Regions from separate parts of the Homo sapiens genome. Here region 1 is linked to region 2. The links are chromatin loops, found by intact Hi-C in ENCODE. Cell type or tissue: mammary epithelial cell. All regions are shown on one strand. Links, peaks and the distances in the headings refer to the core of each region. The heading gives the core; the rest is flanking DNA. Region 1 overlaps TMEM184B (transmembrane protein 184B). Region 2 overlaps TPTEP2-CSNK1E (TPTEP2-CSNK1E readthrough).

The links. Hi-C counts contacts between places; a loop is a spot of excess contacts. Peaks named below come from ENCODE experiments on the same cell type or tissue, not always from the same donor. Only the 100,000 strongest peaks of a DNase experiment are listed, where the experiment ranks them.
Region 1: a loop joins it to region 2, with 3 times the contacts of the local background. A loop is called at or near these places in 8 of 110 quality-filtered maps.

The regions. Positions count from the first base shown.
Region 1 is chr22:38,238,339-38,241,139 of GRCh38, reverse strand. All of the region lies in intron 3 of TMEM184B (transmembrane protein 184B), which reads left to right. Among named protein-coding and RNA genes, the nearest start is that of TMEM184B-AS1, 8.4 kb to the right of the region's middle. In mammary epithelial cell, for the core only: a CTCF peak has its summit at 1,448 (motif pointing left); a DNase peak (open chromatin) is centred at 1,899; H3K27ac peaks cover 2,500 bases.
Region 2 is chr22:38,346,996-38,349,796 of GRCh38, reverse strand. The region is part of intron 4 of TPTEP2-CSNK1E (TPTEP2-CSNK1E readthrough); the gene reads left to right. It also overlaps the pseudogene TPTEP2. Among named protein-coding and RNA genes, the nearest start is that of CSNK1E, 31 kb to the right of the region's middle. RefSeq lists enhancers at 1,426-1,585, 1,800-2,697. In mammary epithelial cell, for the core only: no CTCF peak of the experiment used is centred there; a DNase peak (open chromatin) is centred at 1,446; H3K27ac peaks cover 1,316 bases.

The DNA of each region.
Region 1 (2,801 bases), core at 87-2,586, 110 kb after region 2:
CAGGCTCCCGCTGCTCAGCTGTTGCCCTGGCTCTTTCATTCACCATAAGCCTGGAAACCGCTTCTCCTGTGCTGAGTCACCTGTTCCGTGGAGGCTGTTTCCTCCTTGTTCATGGTTTGCTCTCCCTGCCTGGTTGGAGCACGTCTTCCAGCAGCTTCCTGAGAAAGAGAGTGCATGGGAGGTCTATTTTGTGGAATCTGAAAATATCTTTAGTATATTGTTGTATTTGATTGGTATTCAAGGGAAATACAATCCTAAGTTGGAAATCCTTCTCCCTTTGAATTTTGAAGGCATGTCTTCACTGTCTTAGATTCTGATGTAATTTCTGGAAAGTCTGCTGTATTTGATCCCTAGTGCCTGTATGTGTGTGTGACCTGCTTGTGCTTTTTTTTTTTTTTTTTTTTTTTGCCTTTTTTTCCCCCCCTCTCCTCTTTGCATTTAGGATCTTGTCTTAATCCCCAGTGTCCTGAAATCTCACAGGAGGTGGGATAGTCATTGTGCTCGGCAACCTGGCGGGCCCTTCCAGTGTGGATGCTCCTGCCTTAAGGTTCTGGGAAGTCTTTCTGTATGTTTCTTTGATCATTTCTTCCCCTCCACTTTCTTCCAATCTCCCTTTCTGGAATTCCTGCTAGTAGGACCTCGCGCTTCTGGATTGAGCCTCAGATTTTCTTTATAATTTTCTGGCTCTTTTTTGGTACTGTTTTCCATGAACTTTGTTTTGTTTTGTTTTTTGTTTTTGATTGTTTGTTTTTTTAATCTTACCTTTGAGCTTTTCTGTTGAATGTTTTAGTTCCTTTATCATGTTTTAGAATGTCAGTAGCTCTCTCCATTCTTTTTCTTTATGATGCCTTGTTCTTGGTACGTGAGAGAGTATTGTTTTTTGGTCTCTGGGGATGGTCATTGCAGTTTTCTTCTGTTCCCTACATTGTCTCTATCTCTTGAATTCCTTTCTTCTGTTTGGTCGCTTTGGTCTTTGACCTTCTTGTTAGAAGCGCTCCTCAAATATCAGTATCCTTGGCTATTTTTTATATATAAGAAGGGCTTAAAATACCAGCAACTCAGGAGGCTGAGGCGGGAGGATGGCTTGAGCCCAGGAGTTTGAGGCTGCAGTGAGCTGTGATCGTGCCACTGCACTCCAGCCTGGGCAACTGAGCGAGACCTCGACCTCATCTCTACCCGCCCCAGAAAAAAAAAAAATTGCTGGACCTCCTGATTGGGTGATGGAACATGGGGTGTTTCCTTGGCTGTTTGTATGCAGCATGGGGGGCAGGTACCAAATGAAGCCTTTTTAAATTCTGGGACCTGTTTCTGTAGAGAATAATTTTTCATCTCCTGCCTCAAAACACTGCACAGGCTGAGTGACTGGTACAGCGTGGCAGAGATCTGAGAGGACCTCTCGCCCTTCGTATTCAGGCTTAGTCTTTGGATTTTCTCCAAGTTGTCCCATTACTGCCCTCAGCTGGACCGTGTTCTGAGGATAGAGCTGTCTCAGCCTCTGTTGAAACTTGTAATGCAGTGGCTCCACGTGGAGACTTTTAACCAGCTTCTGCGTCTGCACCCTCACCCACAGCCACCAGAGCTGCCTGGCATGTGCAGTGCTGATTTTTCCTAGGGCTCTGACTCCCACCCCCACCCCCAACCATCCGCCACTCGGTGACCATGGAGCGGTGGGCATGTGGCGTTCAGAGCTTTGTTGATGTCGCTTGGCTGTTGCCACTCCTCTTGTCCTTGAAGGTTTGCTCCCCACCCCACCCTCATTCCTTCTCATTTCAGTGGCGTTAGGAGGGCGAGGAGGGGGATAGTGGAGATAAGTGTGTGTTTAGCCTGTGAACCCTGTGACTAGTGCTTCCTGTTCTCAAAGAGAGGGCTGAGTCTTGGAAGAGGGCTTAGTGCCACGTACCATCTGCGAGGGCTGGAATTCATAGTGCTGGCATGTGTCACCAGAGGGTGTGGAGGGGCAGGCAGATGGGGGCAGGGTGGGAACCACCCCCCATATGCATTCAGTGTTTGATTGTGGGGTTGGGGGTGGGCCATAAAGACAACTCTGAGACAGTGCTGGGGAGTTCTGTGATCAGAGGCACAGGGCCTTGGGGTTCAGAGGCAGGAGGCGGTGTCCGTATGTCGCTTTATGCAGTTGCTGTTTGTTAGGAATGTTTGCGTGGCATTTCACAGTTTTCCCACGTGTTTTTCATCACTGTTAGCTCATTCTCACCTCCCAAGTACCTGGCAGAGTATATATATTATCCCCATTTACAAATGTGAAAAAAATTTGAATAGGCTCTGAAACTTGTCCAGAGTGACCCAGATCTTGTAATGGCCAAAGGCCAAACTTGCAGCTGGGTCTCTGAATCCTAGGGCTCTGTGCCAGCATGGTGAAAGAGAGGACAGGACAAGTTTCTCCCCTGGAAAAGTGTGAACTCCTGTTAGGGAAAGAGATTTGAATGCATGACAGCAACAGAGAATGATGCTTCATTCACTGTCCAACCGGGGTGAGCACAGCCGAGGGCCGCAGGTGCAGGGCCACACAAGAGCCAGAGGCCAGTTTGCTGCCAGAAGGACTCCCTGGCTGGCTGTGGCTCTTGCAGATAGAGCCAAGGATTATAAGACCTCGATAGTGGCCAGGCGCGGTGGCTCACGCCTATAATCCCACCACTTTGGGAGGCCAAGGTGGGCGGATTGTGAGGTCAAGAGATCGAGACCATCCTGGCCAACATGGCGAAACCCCATCTCTACTAAAAATACAAAAATTAGCTGGGCGTGGTCGTGCATGCCTGTAGTCCCAGCTACTCAGGAGGCTGAGG
Region 2 (2,801 bases), core at 24-2,523:
TAACGTGCGCCTGTAGTCCAGCTATACAGGAGGAGGTTGAGGCTGTAGTGAGCCATGATTGCACCACTGCACTCCGGTCTGGGGGACAGAACAAGACCCTGTCTCCAGAGTAAATAAATAATTTTTACTTAAAAAATTAAAGAGTCCAGGTGCAGTGGTTCATGCCTTTAATCCGAGCCCTTTGGGAGACTGAGGTGGGTAAATTGCTTGAGTCCAGGAGTGTGACACCAGCCTGGACAACAGAGTAAGACCCTGTCTCTACAAAAAATAAAAATATCAGCTGGGTGTGGTGGTGTGTGCCTGTGGTCCCAGCTACTTGGGAGCGTGAGGTGAGAGGCTTGCTTGAGCCTGGGAGGATGAGGCTGCAGTGAGCTGTGATCACACCACCGCACAGCCTGGGTGACAGAGCGAGACCCTGTCTTAAACACAACAACAACAAAAAAATGAGGTCTTACTGCCCAGGGGCCCATTACCCTGCTATCTCCCAGCCCTCCCCACACAGAGTCACGTGGACAAGATGCTACGCGCTCACAAGGCCTCTTGGTCACCGTAACTCAGGGAGCCTTAGAGTCTTACCATCCGCCCTGCACCTACCCCAGCTGTCACGCACATCCCTGCCATCTGGGAAGACCCTGAGCTCTGTCCTCTGCTAAAAACCTGCTAGGACCCCTGTGGTCTACAAGACACAGTCCAGAGGCTTTGGTCTGGCATTTAAGGCTCCTGGCACTTGACCCGCTGACCTCTCCCATCACTCCTTGTGCAGGCCCTGCCCTAGCCCTGTGGGCACCTGTACCCAGCTCAAGGAGCAGCTTCGGAGCAGCCTCCCAGCAGCCTCTACTTCCGTCTAGACCTCCATACCTTGCCCGTCCCTGCTACCCCTTGGCCTTCGCCTTCCCTTCCTCTAGGAATGCCCTTCCCCAGCCTGGCAGGCTGACCCTGCTCCCTCCTCTGCCTCCTGGATGGCTCACAGGGGCATCCTCTGATGGCCCTGTCTTGACAAATTCCAGGCCCTTCCTGGTGCCAACACAAAGTAGGGGCTCAGCTGGAATCAGCCTACGGATTGGTTCACTGCAGACTTCCTGTCCAACCTCTGAACTCCATGGAGGAGGTGGGACTGGTAGGGACAACCCAAGAGAGTCAGGACCCCTGGGTTCCTGTCCTGCTCGAGCTTTGTTGTGTGACCTCAGGGAGGTGTCTCCCCTTCTAGGAAATGTGGCCTCCTGGGCAGCCAATCCCACAGGATGTGCTCCGTCAGAGCAGCAAAAGCGGGGACAGAGGGAATTATCAAGGCCATGACCCGAGGGTGGGGCACGGTCAGGTGACAGAGTGACAGGTGCATCATCCCCATAGCAGAGTTAGCTGGGTGCTGACACTCACTCACCACCTCCCGCCTCTCAGAGCTATGCTCAGTGCTTAGCCAAGCCTGTCCTGGCCTGCCTGAATGTCAGGGAGTGACCAGAACTTAGTCACCAGAATTACCCTCTTCGTCACCGCCTTCATACTCATCCCCATTCTCCTCATCACCGCCGTCACCCCCGTGCCATCAGCATCTGGAGGTTCAAAGAATTTCCTTCTCTGGAGGATGCCTCTGGCCAGTGACAAGCCTGCTCTCTGTATACAAGGTGGCCTGGACTAACAGACCTTTCCAGACTCTGTCCCTGACCTCCCCAGGGGTGTGAGGGGGGACAGGAACCCACTTTCCTGAGTACCTGGTATACACCAGGCATTGGGTTTTGTCTTCATAAGCTTCAAGGCGGGAATCTTAGCCCCATCTTATAGACTGGAAGACTGAGGCTTGGAGAGGTGGAGTTGCACAGTCGGGAGCTCACATGGTGGGGACTCAACTGAGTCTGCTCACCTCCAGCTTGCTCTTCCCTCCGCTTTTAGGCAAAAAGCAAAAGTGAGCGAAAAGCCTGTCCTCCGAAAGCCACCCCTTCTCAGCCCCATGGGCTTGCTCTTGCTGTCCCCTGCCTGGGGGTCCTCTGTGCTCCGAGGCAGCTGGGGTCAAGAGCCAGGCCCTGTAGCCCCCTTGCCAGGGTTCAAGACTAGCCATGTGACCTTGAGCAAGTCACTGACCCCTGCCACCAGGGTTCTCCAGCCATTGTTAAGTGGGGATGCTAATAACACCAGCCTCCCAGGGGCAGAGTGTGAAAAGCATTTAGGACAGAGAGGGGCACGGGTTGGCCAGGAGAATGATCATTTCCCCACCAGGTCAACGCCACCGCCTCTGCACTGCCTTCCTGGCCATCATCCCAGGTAGAGCTGCCCTCTTCCTTCTCCGCAGCTTTTCTCATCCTGCAAAGCAAGGGTGAGTAGCCTCCCTGCCTCCTCCTCACCCCTGGCCCTGCATCTCTTGAGGGCAGCAGTCTGCGGGGGGGTCCGCCAGGCTCCTGCTCATGCCCCTGGCAGGCCCTCGGATCTGCTGACACTTGAGTGAGCAAGTCCTCTTCCGTTTCCCCCTCCCACTCCTGTGGCCACCTGTCACCTCCTGGGAGTGCCGGGCATCCTCTCTGACCTTCTACCGACCCCAGCTCAGCTGAACCTTGTGTTCCGTGAGCTGAAACCCTCCAGCCCTCATCCCTCCTTGCTTCTAGCACAGGATGAGGGCCCCCTATGATCTCTGCACACCTCCTGGGCTCAGCCTGGAGTCCTGATATTCCCTGCCCACTGGCCACGTGACCTTAGGCAAGGCCTAGCCCCTCTGGGAGCCCTGGGCCATTCAACTGTAAAAGAGGGAAGAGACCCCCTTGCCTTCATGGACCGTTCTGAGGATTACAGAGAGAAGGTGGGAGCTCTTTGTA